Regions from separate parts of the Homo sapiens genome. Here region 2 is linked to region 1. A link is an interaction called in ENCODE POLR2A ChIA-PET data of the cell type or tissue named here. Cell type or tissue: MCF 10A. All regions are shown on one strand. Each heading gives the region's core, and the rest is flanking DNA. Links, peaks and the distances in the headings are about the cores only. Region 1 has its middle 360 kb from the start of DELEC1. Region 2 overlaps TNC (tenascin C).

What was found. Peaks named below come from ENCODE experiments on the same cell type or tissue, not always from the same donor. Only the 100,000 strongest peaks of a DNase experiment are listed, where the experiment ranks them.
Region 2: POLR2A ChIA-PET joins it to region 1 with 5 read pairs; 2 of 35 experiments call an interaction of 5 or more read pairs at or near these places.

Annotation. Positions count from the first base shown.
Region 1 is chr9:115,496,370-115,504,735 of GRCh38, reverse strand. No RefSeq gene overlaps it. Among named protein-coding and RNA genes, the nearest start is that of DELEC1, 360 kb to the right of the region's middle. In MCF 10A, for the core only: no CTCF peak of the experiment used is centred there; no DNase peak of the experiment used is centred there.
Region 2 is chr9:115,102,130-115,110,495 of GRCh38, reverse strand. The region is part of intron 1 of TNC (tenascin C); the gene reads left to right. All of the region lies in intron 1 of LOC124902255 (a long non-coding RNA gene), which reads right to left. Among named protein-coding and RNA genes, the nearest start is that of TNC, 12 kb to the left of the region's middle. In MCF 10A, for the core only: no CTCF peak of the experiment used is centred there; a DNase peak (open chromatin) is centred at 4,315.

The DNA of each region.
Region 1 (8,366 bases), core at 274-8,273:
GCTGGGACTACAGGTGTGCATCGCCACACCGAGCTAAATTTTTAATATTTTGTAGAGACATAGTTTTCCCTACGTTACCAAGACTGGTCTTTAACTCCTGGGTTCAAATGATCCTCCCACCTCAGCCTCTCAAAATGCTGGAATTACAGGCATGAACCACCTGGCCTATAGTTGAGCAAATACTTTCTTTTTTAACTTTTATTTTAAGTTCAGTGATACATGTGCAGGTTTGTTACAAGGTAAACTTGTGTCATGGGGGTTTGCAGTACAGACTATTTTTCTTTTTCTTTTCTTTCTTTTTTTTTTTTTTTTTTGAGAGACAGAGTCTCACTGTCATCTAGGCTAGAGTGAAGTGGTAGGATTTCAGCTCACTGCAACCTCCGCCTCCTGGGTTCAAGCAATTCTCGTGCCTCAGTCTCCCAAGTAGCTGGGATTACAGGTGCCTGCTACCACACCTGGCTAATTTTTGTATTTTTAGTTGAGACGGGGTTTCACCATGTTGGCCAAGCTGGTCTCTAACTCCTGACCTCAGGTGAGCTGCCCAACTCGGCCTCCCAAATTGCTGGGATTACAGGACTGAGCCACTGCCCCCAGGCTTACAGATTATTTCATCACCCAAGTATTAAGCCTAGTTCCCATTAGTTATTTTTCCTGATCCTCTTTCTCCTCCCACCCTCCATCCTTCGATATGCCCCAGTGTGTGTTGTTCCCCTCTATGCGTCCATGTGTTCTCATCATTTAGCTCCCACTTACAAGGGAGAACATGCAGTATTTGTTTTCTGATTCTGTGTTAGTTTGCTAAGGATAATGGCCTCCTGCAAATCTCTTCTAATTTTTTCTTAAATTTAAGTCTTTCTTATTTTGTAATAAAAGCATAAAAAACAATGAATTAGTCACTAAGCCCTGCTTTTAATTGGATTCCACTATTTTGTTTAAGTTGTATTCCAATCATGCAGTTGTAAGCATACTAAAATTTCTGTAATATTTTTCTTTGTAATCTAAGTTATTTAGATGTATGTTTTCAAATTGTCAACATATTTGATTATGTTTTATTTTTGTTTATTTTGTGTGTTTTGATTAAATAATATGGTTTATATAAGCTAATTCTTCAGACTTCTTTTATGAACTGGTATGTGGTTGATTTTCACTAATATTCACTAATATTTCTAATATTCAATAATATTTTCACTAATTTTAAAATATGCCTTAAACTAGCATTTTCAGATGTTATATGAAACACGGTTTTTGGGTTTGTGGTGGGTTTTGGGGTGTGTGGGATATATCCACACACGCTTCATACCACCAGTACACACACAGCCAGGGACAACTTCTCTCATCCATTAGCTCCAGGTTGTTAATTGTGACATTTACATTTCCTGTATCCTCAGAGACTCTTTAAACAAATGGCTAATCTAATAATTGTGAGAAGATGATGTTTTTAAAAATATTTTAATATGATAGCGGCTTTATCCATTGTTCCTTGAAAATTTCTTAATTTGTGCTCTGTATTTTACTAAATGATATGTGCATACAAATATTATCTCTTGTTGGCAAAAGAAACATTTAATCAACATGTAGTGATCCTCTTTATTTCTGGTAAAGAGTTCTACCTCCAAGTCTACATTTATGATCATTATATCAACCTAGTTTTATTACTGTTTGCCTAGTAAAATTTTGTTTCATTCTTTACTTCTTTTTTTGGCCTTATGTTTTATGTGTTTCTCTTTTTAAAATCAGAGAGCTCATTTGGGGAAAAAAAATCCAATCTAGCGATTTTTTTAACCTAAAAACTCCAGTCCATGGCCATTAATTTTGAGTATTAATATAGTTGGATTTGTTTCTGTCATTTTATTTTATGCATTCTATTCTCATGCTTTTTCCTTTTTTCTCATGTTTTGCCCATTTAAAATATTTCACTGATTAGGGATTTATTTCTCCTTACTCCATATTGTTCCCTCCTCTGTGCTGTTTTGGAAGTCTCCTACTAGATTTCTATTATTACAGTGTTTCTCTGAAATTAAATACTGTACCTGCTTCATTTCATCCAAAGTTAGTCCATATTTACTTTCTCTTTCTGAACACAAGAATCTAAGGACATAGTAATTCTCATTATCCTTACATGACATATACTGTTTATTGCAGAATTTTAATTCTAGATTTCAAATAGATAGTCAAGGTTTGTTTAGACTTATCCACATGGGTAACATTTTTTTCTCAGTATTTCTTGTTGCATTCCAGACCTTCTTTTATGGATTATTTTTTTCCTTCCCAAATTTTATTTTTTTAAATTACTTTAGTAATGGTAGTGAATTCAGTTGTTTATCTGAAGAAGTCTTGATTTTACTATTGTTTTTAAATTGGTATTATTGGATATTCAATTCCAGCTTGATTTTTTCCAATAATTTGAAATGTTCCACTCTCCTCTTTCTGTGGATTAAAGTTAGCAGCTAGTCTAACTTTCATGCCTTTGACTTAAGCTGGTTTATTCTTCTGTCATATTTTAATAATGTCTCTTTGCTATTGATGTTTTCCTATGTCACTGTAGTTTTACTATAATTTATTTAGTTTATGTGTGTCTTTGTCTTTCTACTTAGGATTCACTAAACTGCTACTATTGCTTTGCATAATGCCTTTTGACAATCTGTTCGCCTCTTTATGTCTAGAACTGTAATTAAGCATGTATCAGACCTACTAATCTATCATGTATTGCCAAGAGATGCAAATAACTCCATGGCACATCTCCTCATTTCCCCTTTTGCTTTTCTTTTCTTTTTTTTTTTTTTTTTTTTTTTTTTTTGAGACAGAGTCTCGCACTCTCGCCCAGGCTGGAGTGCAGTGGTACAATTTCGGCTCACTGCAAGCTCCGCCTCCCGGGTTCATGCCATTCTCCTGCCTCAGCCTCCCGAGTAGCTGGGATTACAGGCGCACACCACCACGCCCAGCTAATTTTTTGTATTTTTAGTAGAGACAGGGTTTCACCGTGTTAACCAGGATGGTCTCAATCTCCTGACCTTGTGATCCGCCAGCGTCGGCCTCCCAAAATGCTGGGATTACAGGCGTGAGCCACGGCGCCTGGCCTGTATTTTCTATCTTATTATACTTTAGCATTGTTCTCTGTTTAATCTCTTTACATTGCCCTGTCAATTCTTGATTTTTCTCTCTAGCTTTAATTGATGTTTAATATATCCAATGTAATTCTAATTTCAATTATCATATTTTTATTCCTATAATTTCTGATCTTTTACCTAATTTACCTGACCCATTTTTAACAAGTTCTTGCTTCTTATTGATTTTTTTGTTTCTTTTTAAGAACATAATGAATATAAAAGTGTTTTACATTGTATATTCGTACAAGTAGTCTTTTGCATATGACTATACTGTTTGATGTTTCTCCTGGGTTTTATTTATAATACCACTAATTTTTATGTGCTTTGTGATTTTTTATTTTGAGTTCCAATTCACTTGTCCATATTTGTCAGAAATATTTAAAACCTATGTTGAGAGTGTATTCCTCACGGAAATTTGTCTAGAGGCATTACCAATCCAGAACTTTAAAGTCTAGATTAACATGTTTTGTGCCACAAAGGTTGTCTGAATTACAGCTCTAAACCTGAGTGAGAGTGGGCTTATGATTGGGAAGTTTTAAGGGAATTTTCTTTTTTCTTCCTCTCAGAACCAAGGCCAATAACTCCATCACATGCCTCTGAAAAACATGGTTTTCTCTAGTTCACCCACTGATGTGTTGCATCTTAGGAATTTCAGATTATGAGGCATCTCCAATCTGATCTTCAAATTTACGTGGGCCCCAGAATTTATTTCCCACAACCCTTTCTGTACCTTTTTGAAACCTAAGCTCTGGGCCACCAGATAACAGCAGATGCCTCTAGTCAAGAAAATCATCCTTCCCCAGCATTTTAGACATTTCACTCACACAAGTATTATTTTAGACATTTCATCCTCTGTACTGCTGATAAAGTCACTCCTATTCACTCTTCTAAAATTATTCTAAGTGTTGAAGAAGATTTAAAAAATTATCCAGCCTGGCTAAAGCTCCTCCTCTGTTATTCCATAGCAAGAATGAATTCATTCTAACTTAGCTCTAAGTATAATTTGTTACCTCCTCTGTTTATTCACTTTTGTCTTAACAGTGAGCTCCTTGAAGCCTTCCAGTATGGCTTAACGAGTGTTTTCAAATAGCATCTGAAAAATAAGCCCTCTCACGGCTCAATCTACTTTGTTTTAATAATTGTTTGTATCAATGTATAGCTAAGTAGACACACACACACACACGGTGATTTGTTACTGTGATTTGCCCACTTCTAATATGTTTTCTAGGACCATGTCTATCCATTCACTCAGCAAAATTTCTTCAGTTTGCTATATGTGAAGAGTAAAGTAAGATCACTCCCTTCAAAATACCTCAACTTAAGGTTAAATATGAAAAATATAAAAATATGTAGAAGTTATCAAGAAAGTAGTCTTATTATTCACTTCTAGCTTCTTCAGGCATCTTAAATTTTTTTCATTTTCCCATAGATACCATGATAGTTTTTGCTTAAGGGCAAAATTACTACTAACTTAGAGGATATATTTGTTCAAGTTAGAGAAAGACCTGATTTCTGTACAGAATTAGGAAGAACCTCTAGGTAGAGGAAGCCCCAAGAACCCATCACTTGACTTGTGAAAGTTGTCTTTTTGCAAAAAAAGAGAAAAAAAAAGGAAAAAGAAAAAAAAAAGCACTCCTTCCTCCAAGTAGATGTGTCTGGATTTTAGTCTCCACTTCATCATCAAACGGTGCCCAACAGGGATCAGGCTGCACAAAGATATGTACTAGGTATCTAAGTAGGGACATTGAACAGGCAATCTGATATAAGCCTCTCAAGCTTGAGATGGTCCTAGGTAGAGACACACCTTTGAGATTTATCAGATTATAAATATTGTATCTGTTTAGACATTATCCCCACCAAGAAGACTCTCCTTACACCTGAAATCTCAGACACCCAAAGAAGAGAAGGAAAAACAGGATATTGAGACATGGAGGAAGTCTTAGAAATCAGAGTTGATTCTTATGACCACTCATCACACAGACTCTGGATTTGAGAAGTTTTTTATAAATACAGGTGAAAAACTCATCACTAGCATCTTCAGCATTATGCAGTAAGCAAAACAGGCTTCCATGTTGGGCACACCTCCATCACAATTGTCATCACACTGTGAGGGTTAGTGTTTAATTATTTATAAATTTTTTTTAAAGTTTACCAGTTTAAACTGCCAAACTGTCTTGCACACCACTAATAGTGCACATTCCTCACTTTGTGATATACTGGGCTGGATGATTTTCCAACCCAGCCTGGAATTCAAGGGTCTAGTGAATGGTATAGATTAATGGGAATTCAGATAAGAAAAGAAGGCTTCCTGGATGCAATGGAAATTGTTAGTAAACTCATGTGCTTGGAATAGTTAAGCCATGAGCTCTAAGTTGTCTTGGACAGCCTACCTGAGTTCTAGCACAGAGACTGTCATAATGTTAAATCAATAAATATTCATAGCATGAATTAAGTTTGCCAAGAGGCTTGGCCTGAATTAGATGCCTCTGTAAATTATTTTATTCTATAAGTTATGGACTGCTGGATACAATCAAGTGATCAGTTTTTATATTCATAGTGCTAGTCAGCATTTGACAAGACACTCAACATGAACTTACTGTGTGGCTGCTATTACTCACTAATATAAAGGTTCCTTATGGCAGCCAGGAGTGATGGCCCATGCCTGTAATCCCAACACTTTGGGAGGCTGAGGCAGGTGGATCACTTGAGGCTAGGAGTCCGAGACCAGCCTGGCCAACATGGTGAAACCCTGTCTCTACTAAAAATACAAAAGTTAGCAGGGCATAGTGGTGTATGCCTGTAATTCCAGCTACTGAGAGGTTGAGGCTGAAGAATTGCTTGCACCGGGAGGTGAAGGTTGCAGTGAGCCGAGATCGCGCCACGGCACTCCAGCCTGGATGACTTCAAAAACAAAAAAAGAAAGAAAAGATTGCTTATGAGAATGTAGTCAGGATATTATGGTAGCATTATTAAGGCCATTAAGGGTGAGGGCATTTCCCCATTTAGTGTAACACCTTCAAAGAACACTAAAATATATCGTAAACATCCTCAGTGCTTGCTTACTCAACAGACAGAAGATTCATAAATCCAGTGAGTCATCCTATACCTGGCTCTGTACTGTCCCTCATGGGTAGGAAGCTGTTTGCACAGTTAGGTTTTCCCGGGAACAGAGGACAGCTTGCATTTTTTGGTTCCTGTTTATTTTCAGCAACTGTAGTCTTTCCAAACAGCAGTTCATGAGAATTTCAGAGACGTGCGACTGTCATGAGAAAGCTGTATAATCCAATAAGCCACTTGAGCCAAGATTTTAACCATGCAAGTGGCACATTAGTCTTTAAGGGGTAACCACTTTATCCAAGATGACCCAGCTGACCCAGGTGGCATCTTCCTATACTGCAGGGTGAGGCATAGAACGGGAGACTCAGTCTTCCCACAGTCTTAGCTGCTAGGCACAATGACATTCTTTGTTATTTATTCAGCTGTTAACCTGAGAACATATATAACTCCTTTTTGTTGTTGTTGAGACGGAGTCTTGCTCTGTCACCAGGCTTCAGTGTGGAGGCACCATCTTGGCTCACTGCAACCTCCGCTTCCTGGGTTCAAGTGATTCTCCCACCTCAGCCTCCCGAGTAGATGGGACTACAGCCACGCGCCACCACACCCAGCTAATTTTTGTATTTTTAGTAGAGACAGGGTTTCACCATGTTGGCCAGGATTGTCTCAATCTCTTGACCTCGTGATCTGCCCGCCTCGGCCTCCCAAAGTGCTGGGATTACAGGCGTGAGCCACTGCGCCTGACTCATATCTAACTCTTGACGAATCTGTTTAGTGAACCAAGGAAGAGATTAACTAGATAGCAACTGCTCATTTTTTTAAAAAAAAATAATCTCATGTTTGGGCTTAAGATACTTGTTTAGTCCCAGATTTGTCATTAATGTACTCTATGACCTTGGGCGACTTATTGATTCTTCTGGGCCTCAGTATACCGATCATAACAGAAATTAGAGTAACAAAACAACAACCTTAAAACGAAAATGAGATTGAAGGATTCAGTGGTCGCTAGGATTATTTCTGTTTCAAAGATGCGTGGTGCCAGAGTGTGACTGACATCCTATAAGCATTTTATGGGCTATAAACATCTAGGAGGCTACTTTCAGAAGCTGAGCTTCTGTGGATGTTAATTCTTGAAGATAATCTCTGATATATGCCCAAAACACAAGAAGAGCTGGCTGACATATAAACACACTTTGAGAAAGAAATGAGCAGGATGGAAATGGGACATTGGGATATCACCCAATACAGTGATCAGTGCCCAGCCCTCACTTCTAAGCCTTTATATGTGAAAAAATAAAGACCAATACATTCAAAAAGCCTTTTGTAAAATAGTACAAGAGAAGTCTAACAGCTAAATGGGGAATAAACGAAAGAAGGGAAAGACTGAATTGACTTGAGAGTTTTAGAGGAGCATGAATCATAGCGTAAATGTAAATGGGTGAATATTAATCTTGGATTCTCCCATTTATTCACTCTGTGCCATGGAGTGAGTTGACTGACAAGGGCCGGCTTCATGGGCATGTGACCTGTGAAGTCACATAAAGCCCTATGCTTAGAAGGGCCTCATGCCTGATTTTATGTTCTGCTACTGGTACCTCGAAATGCTCAATAATTTTTTAACAAGGTCCTTGAAAATTATGTTGCCGTCATGAGTATAACTTTTCTAAAATTTGGCTTCTTTATCTACAAAATGAGAAGGGTCATACTTATAGTTCAGGATCCTAGTGAGGATTAAGTGAGATAATTATGAAATTAAGCTCAGTGCATGACGTATTTGCTAAATAAGTGATTAAGTCTTGTTCTCCACCTTGATCCATTTCTCTCCCCAAATCTAGCTGTTCTCTTTAAAAGGAGCCATAAGATTAAGAGTTGGTTTTTTTTTTTAACTTTCTCCTTAGTTTGTTTTCACAGACTAGTGCAGTCCAAATGTGGAAGCATAAAACCATCTTGAATAAAAGCTGGTTTTGGCCAGCTCAGAAATATTAAATACAATAAAATCTCTCATGGTTTTACAGTTGGTGTTGGGGCTTTATATGGACTGATTGTTCTGATAAGGCTTTTGAGAATTTCAACAAACACCGCATTTCAAACAGTACAACATGCCCCCATCAATAATGAACATTGAGTTTAACCCCCACACCCACCACTTGTCTTTTCTAGACAAATAAACCCTTAAATGGCCAATATTTTCCTTCAATAAATCTT
Region 2 (8,366 bases), core at 48-8,047, 390 kb after region 1:
TCCATTACCCCTGTAGTTCAGATCTTAGCATCTCACAGATGGGCCACTGCAACAGCTTTCCCACTGGCCCCCAGCAACCCAGCCTTCCCCTTCTTCAACCTGAGACATAGAGGTTAACATTCCTGGGCCTCAAGATTTCCAAATGCTTTTCTTCTGCCTGCAAAAAAGTCCAGATATTCTGACATTCAAGATTCTCCATGATCTTGCTTCTGGTCTCTAAACAGATCCTGTACTTCAGCTGTCATTCATACTGTTCACATCAACCCTTTTATTCTTTTTATATCCTTGTAAATGCCATTCCCTCGTGCCTAGAATATCCTTTTTTATGTTTTTCACCTATTCATATTTTTCTCTCAAAATTCAGTTCAGGCACCACTTCCTCCAGGTAAATTAGATGCCCTTTTACTGTCATCTCATTCTACCTATGTTTCTTTTTTTAAATCTATCATCTCCTTTATCATCCTGGAATGGCCTGTCTGCCCCTCTTGACAATATAGTTCCTAAAAGAAAAAATTGTATCTGGTTTATCTGAAACCTAGCACAACTGGAATAAAGTTAATCTTTAGCAATTAATAGGAGTCCTTGCTGTGTCCCAGATTTGGACATCCTCTTCCTTAGCAGTTTGCTCAGAAAGCCCAGAGCTTGAAGTTGTTTTCACGCTTCACCCACTGGCTTGCAAGTATGCAGTGTGATGACACAACATGTGATAGGAGGAAACCATCCCAGCCCTAGGACAGGAAACTGTCTCAGGACACAGACCTCAAGGAATGTGTTTGCTTTCAGAGGTGGCCTTCAGGATAAAAACACAAATTGCTTTGGATTTGGAAAAACCAGTACCAAGGACAGAGGAGTCCTGTCTGGGGATTTGAGGCTGAGTCACAAGAGATAGCTGAAAATCTGGAGGTTATAACAAAGATTAGTCAACAACTAATAGGAGGAAAGAACAGGCTCAAGGGTGGGATGGAGACAAAGAGCTCTCTATCTTAGGACATGGAGAAGCTCACAGCCCACAAGAAGAAATGAATAATGGTTAAGAGTATGACTTTGGCATAAGAATCCTCTGGGTTTGAGAGGTATTTGCTTGCTATGTGATCTTGGCCAAGTTACTTAGCTTCTTTAAGCTAATTTCTTCTTATCCATATTAAAAGCAAAGTAGTAGCACCTAGTTTAAAGTTTATTGTGATGATTAAATGATGTAGTTCATGAACACTGCTTAGCACAGAAACTGGCATTCAATATAAATGTTTTGTTGTTGTCATTGTTTTGTTACCTGTTGATCAAATAGTTCTTGATGATAAGATCCCACTAGAGAAGCAGTTCCCAAAAGTGTGTCATGTGGAAAAGCATTCTCATGGGAATCACCTAAAAAAGGGTTTTGTGGCCAAATGAGTTTGGGAAACACTTGGTACTCTTCTGTTCTTGGAAATGCACAGCTCATATGTCCATTCAATACATAGTTTTAGGGCTGGTGATACAATAGAAAGCAATACAGTCAAGATCCTTTTATTCATGGTGTTTACATTATGGTGGCATATCTTAGTTTGTACAAGCTGCTACAACAAAATACCATAAACTGAGTGACTTACAAACAACAGAAATTACTTTCTCACAGTTCTGGAGGCTGGGAAGTCCAAGATCAAGATGGCACCTTATATGTCCTCACATGGCAGAAGACATAAGGCAGCTCTATGGGGTCTCTTTTAATAAGGGCACAAATTCTATTTATGAAGCCTCTGCCCTCATGATCTAAGTACCTCCCAAAGACTCTGCCAACTAATATTGTCACACTGGTGATTATGTTCCAATGTGTGGATTTTGAGGGAACACAAACATTCAGACCATAGCAGGGGGAAGGCAGACAATAAAAAGGAATCACATAAACTTATAGCACAATTTCAGGTAGTGATATTTGCTAAGAAGAAAGACAAAACAAGGTAAGGGCATAAACAATGACTGGTGGTGAGAGGAGTGCTCTTTTAGATGGGGTGAGAGGTGAATGTGCCATTGTGCAGATGTCTGAATGAAATGAGAGAAGGAGCTCTGTAGGCAATGGCTAGGAGTTTGAATTTCATTCTGAGTGTGGTTAGAAGCCAATGGATGGTTCAGGGAAGTAGAGTGCATCATCTGAGATATCTTGCTGTAATTAATCTGTTCAACTTTCGTTAGCCCAGTATCTCCAAACATACCTGACCATAGGACATCTACCTAAAAACATCTTGCAACGTAGTCTGGGAAATTCTTCACTGGAGCACAAGGCTTCATAGATTTTAAAGGGACTGCAAATTTGCTCTTGTTCATCTAGATCTGCACTAAAAATCCAAACATACTGCTTGGGACAAAATAGGCATGCCCAGGAAGGAAAACCTAGCTCTAGAGGTAGAGACAAGCAGGATGTCATCCTAATTAGCAGCTCTTTTTGGCAAAGACAATCAATGAGCACAGCCAGGCCTCAGCAGATTCTGGAAGCCCATTTGATGCCAACGGAAACTCGCCAATATCTACCCAAGGCTAATAAGTGTTTGCAAACAGTACACCTTGGCTTAAGTATTCTCCAAAAAGGAAGTACATAAAACTTGAGATCCAGCCAGAGGTTCTGGGAGAAAAACAGAGGTCAAATATTTTGGTGCTTACATGTGCACAGCCACCAAAGAGCTGCTGAAGGTCTAGGAAATGGAAAGTGAGTTCATCCACTTGAATGCTGATCTCTTTCTTTATGGAGCAGTAAAAATTTAAGTTTTTACCTTATCTGAACTAAGAAAATTCCTTTAGGAGTCAGCCCAGTGTAGCTCAATGTAGTTGAAAGCAGACATTTTAGAACCACAAATAAATCAGGATTCAAAAGCTGGCTCTGCCTCTTAAGCCAGTCATGGAAACTCCCTGAGTCTCAAATTAATTTTCAAATAAGCATAATAATACCTAACTCACCAGGTTGTCATGACAAATGACAAGATAAATGATAGCATGAATAAAAAGCATTTAGTGTAAGATTTGGCATAAAAATGTATATAATAGGCACTCAACAAAATGTTAGTTTCCTTATTGTTCAATTCAATCTGTATTTAGTTTCATAATAGAAGCTGTCATTTATTGAATAACTACTATATTCCAGCAGAGGTTAGCAAACCATAGGGTGGCAGCCTATTTTTGTAAATAAAGTTTTATTGGAACACAGCCATGCTCATTTGTTTGTGTATTATCTATAGCTGCTGCCTCTACAATAGCAGAGTTGAATAGTTGTGACTGAAATCATCTAACTGCAAAGCTTTACATATTTTCTATTTGGTCATTTAAGGAAATGTTTACTGATCCCTTCCAGTCAACCTTACTAAATTTTTATACTTACTTTCCAGTCACCTTAACCTAACAAGGTGGATATTATCATACTTGTGTATATAGAGATTGAAGCAGAAAAAAAAAATCATCTAGTAAGTTCCCCTCCAAAAACATAATGCCAAACTCTATACCTAAAAGAAGTTCAGAATAATGATTAAAAGTTATTCATTTGTATGATTCATCTTCATTTGCCTCTGCCTTCCTCTGACTAGTATTTCTCTCTGGCTAATTTCTTGAATTTCCTGCCATATGCTGAATTAAATGATCCTATTTAGAAGGAATTTTCCCTCCTTTCCTTACTTATACAAATAAGTTGTTTGTTCATAGAAGTCCATGCTTTCAAAACTGAAAGTGGTAATTTCCAGCCCCTCTGAAACGCTCTCTGATCTTGACTGATTTCTTGGAAACCACACGTTTTTTAGATAGTACATAGTGTGAAGCCCAGTTTTCCAGAAATGATAGATTTTTAGCTCCCCCATCTGCTACTTCTCACTGTATCTTCCTCTCACTTATTAACCTTCTCTTCAGGTCAGACTCAAGGAGAGCAGGCTTTTCTCCAGGGGCTTTAAAGATTTGCCTAAGACACAGATATTATAGTCCACCTGGCCTATGCCCTCCCCTCAAGTTCACAACAGTAAATAAAATAGTTATGTAAACCCCAATTCCCAAACACCATCCTACCTTGTTCCATTTTGCAAATCCAACAACTCTATTCATATTAATGATATTGTGTTTCTCTCTGATAGTTAGTAGATAAATATTAATTCTTTAACTTGAACAATGAATCTTACTTCAAAGGTAACTTGATATAGCAGAAAGAGCATAGACTTTGGAATTATAAGACTGTTCTTAATTCTGATTCAAATAATTGCTGACTAGGCCACTTACTTAACCTTCTTAAGCCTTCAGTTCTCTTACCAGTAAAATACAAACAATGCTCCCTAATTCCCAGAGTTGGTAACATGATTAAACAGCATTTGTAAAGTGCCACGCACAGTATAAATATTGACCTACTTGCTTCACTCTTAGTTTAAATTGCTCAAGATCCTCTAACATAGAGCTTCACATTTTATCCCAGAGAGGTCATAGTTAGGTATATCTCTACTTCCTTCTAATACAGGAAGAAATGAAAGGAGTAAGGGTCTAGGATTTGTTCTCTATCAGTTCTTCCCCCATCGTGTGCCATCCAACCTAATCCTGTGACTCACTTCAAACAGAATAATCAAGTAGATTTGGGAAACACTCTATAAACTGTCCCCTTCTTCGAGATTTCCAACGAGCATGAACCTATTAAACACCCTGGAAAAACCTGAAGTAAAGAAAGTTGTGTAATTTGTTTGGCTTAAAATCATATTTGGTTTAAAATAACATTTTCCAAACGTGTTTAATTAGGAAATCTTTTTCCCTCAGATTAGTACCTATCAACGTGTTGTAGATTACACTTTAGAAAATGCTGTTTAAAGTTACACAGCTAAGTTAAAGCCAAGTTAAGGGGGTTAGACATATCTCTATTTTTCAGATTTTTCTGCAGTTTTTCCTGTCCTGCCTGTAGATCATAAAGATATTTCATTACCAGTAGTTTCTCTGGACCCCGACCTTAGTTATGCAAACCACCCTTTAACATAATTAAAACAAGTGAATCAGTTCACCTGATTTAAATTTCTGTTCCCCGTTTCTAGCTATGTGATCTTGAGCTGTGTGAGCCTCAGTTTTCTCCTCCATAAACTGTGAAAAATAAAGACAACTACCTCAGAAGTCTTGGGGAGGATTCAATGAGATAATCCACAGAAGACACAAAAAGCAGTGTCTGGCACAGACGACATATGCAATCAATGTTCATTATTATTATAGCATTTAGATGGTCCCATTTTGGGAAAGGGAAAATAGACAATGAAAGTATGTTTGCTTTGCCTGAGGTCACACAAATTAATTACGGGAGTAGTCTTAGTTTTCCCTGAGAGTCTGGTTTCCTGCTTCCAGTCCTAGAGACGTATTTTTGTTTCATGAGTCATATTCTATCAAAATGTATGAGACTTTATTGAACTTGATTTAAACAGGATTTTGTAATTGTCAATGGCTCCATCTGGCTCCTTCTGATGCAAATCCCACTCAAGCAGGATTCCATTCATTTGAATATTAGCACATTGGATCGGGAAAGATTTCCAAAGCTGTCTAGTTTTGCTATGCCAAATATTTGGTGTACACGTCAACACTCTCCACTCCTGTACCCATGGTGGATATTGCTAATCCATCACAGCACCTTTTCCCGAAAGCCTAATCATAGCCACAGAATCTTTCTCAAGGCAGTTCCAGGTAGCTATGTCAGCTCTTTGAGTTGAAACATAATTGATCCCAAACCAATTCTACTTCTTAACCAGTGCTTGAACCACCTCTACACTATTACTCTTTTATTTTTTAATATGCCCAATGTCATGGAGCTCTCTCATAAAGGGAGACAGGAAAAGGAAAGAAGAGGAGAAGATATACTAACATATGTGTAACGTTTATTATTAATATGTCAGGCACTTATAGCTTTGTTGTCCCATTCACTGCCTCAAACAACCCTGGAGAGATTTTATAGTTGAATAAGCCACAATTCAGAAGGTATAGGACGTTGTCCAAGGCTCCCCAGCAGATAAGTAGAAATTGGTCTTAAGTCTTCCTGACTCTAAAGGCAATGCCCCTGTCTCTCCCATCACAATGCCTTCTTAAAATTTTTCAGGGTCTTTCGGGACTAAATTTCTGACTTTGGGTGGCTGATAACAGTTTCACAAAGGCAACCATCTCACAGACCCCTATTCAGAAGTTCTCTTATTTAGGGTTGTGTTGTAAGTCTGTCTGTAATCGGTTCTTCCTAGATAAATCTCTTCCATTTCTTAACCTTGGCTCAAGACTTTGAGAACTCACTATTCAATGCTTCTGAAAGAGCCAACTAGATTTCTTAAAATTCTGGATGAAGACCAAAATAGAAGAGGTCATTGTTCCATTGGGAAATGAATTCAAATTTATTTTTGAAATAATTTTCCAGAATTTTACAGGAATCTATATTGTTGCCACTTGTCCAGAACCACTTTTTATTTTCTTTTCTGTCTAGGCAAGAAATAGAAGAGAGAAAGCAAGTGCTCTGCAGTTTTATTTCAAAAATTGAAACCAGACCACACCAGGGCAGTTTGTGGTCTGAATGTATCAATGGATCTAGTCATATTTCATCTGAGCATTTCTTAGGTATACTAAACCACAAATATGAATCTCATTATTGTGTCTGGATGGAAATATTTTATGGATTAAGATTTGTGGATTTAATTTGGTTGGTAATGGAACTTCTGTTCAAGGGGCAGGAGGGAGGAAGTCGTGAGGCACCACCAATGCTTAAGCCAAACTATGGAAAGAAACACTATTTGGAGGGTTTGTACTTAATGTTGGCCAGTTGACTTGGGTCTAAAGTGAAATTCAAAATTAAGTTCAACAAAAATATTGTGAAATTAGCAATGGACCACAGATCACTGGAACCAAAGGGATCTTAGAATTGGAAACCATACACAGTTGCTCATTTTACAAGAGAAACTGAGACCTCAAGAGTGGATGCGACTTGCCCAAGGTCACACAATGACCCTGTTGGTCAGACCTGCTTGGCAGAAGAGGAGCTCAGAGCTTCTCCTCCAGATCTTCCATTTATTGCACTTCCTGTTATATGGCCTCATAAGAGGCCAAGTATCTGGGAACTTAAAAAAAAGTAATGAAGGTAAAAATTTAAAATGAGAAAGGGAGACCTATATTTAACAACAGTACAACAAAATGATAAATACTGCAATGAAATTGAAAGGGTTACTAACTAATAACCCAGGATGCTTCCTTCACACCAAAACCAAATTTTCATGCTGAGTGCATCTTAGGCCTGGCCAATTCCACCTTCTGCCAAAGGAGTTTACTTGATCATAGAGAAATCTTGTCTCAAAGTAGAAAGTACTGAGCTCTTAAAAGCCCTTGGGTTGATGTCTAGAATCTCATGGGAAGGAGCTAGGTCTGTCTTTGTCACTTTTGTACCTTCTGCACTTAGTGTGGTGTCTGGAACGTAGTAAATACTCACTGAATAACTGAATGAATTAAAACGAACTAATTACAGAACTGAGGCTGTGACAAATTCCTTGATACATCTTACTGTAGAAGAGATTACAGGAGAGCTAATTACATTAGGGCCATCAGGAAAGTAAGAGTATTTGTTCATTCATTAATTCCACAATATAAGAACCTGCTATGTGTAAGTTCAAACCAAGAAATACATTCAGCTTCATTTCATTTAATATAAACATATTGTGCATTTACTATGTTCTAGATAAAGTGTTTTGTGTTGTGCATTCAGAGATGAATGTCTCAGATATATCCCTGCCCTCATAGAGCTTATAGTCTACATACAATCTAACTGCACATATGCAAACCAACTGTTTATAGACTAATATAAATACAATCTAGAATTAGCTAATTTCCTAAGAGAAGGAGTTATGCATGCATAATAAAGCCATTCCAAATCTTTTTTTAAATGATAAATCAAATAATATCATATCAATTCCCCAGACAATTCAGAAGAGAGAAAGATAAATTTAGGCCAAAGTTACCTGATAAACCTTTCAATAGTAGATTTCTTTAAGCAGCATCTTGAAGGACTGATAGATTTATTCATGCAGAGATGGCAAAAAGGCTTCTAGAAGCCTTCAAGGCATCTGGAACCCTCGCTGAATGATCACTGAGAAATGGAAGCATCCCAAATGTATCTGTCAGCTTGCTTCATCTCCACAGCAGCCACAGGCTGTCTGGCATCTTAATGGTCTACTTCTGGAGGATTGATAGTATTCTGCTTTGAGCCAGGTGTTGGGAAGTTATATAGTCAGAGGTTGGGGCTGGTCTTGACTCATAGCTCCTTTGCTTGGCCCTCCAGCACAAAAGGCTGTATAAAATCATGGTTCAGAGCCCTGACTTTGGACTCAGATGGGATTTGGTTCAAATCCTGACTCCATAACTTAATAATGTCTGAACTT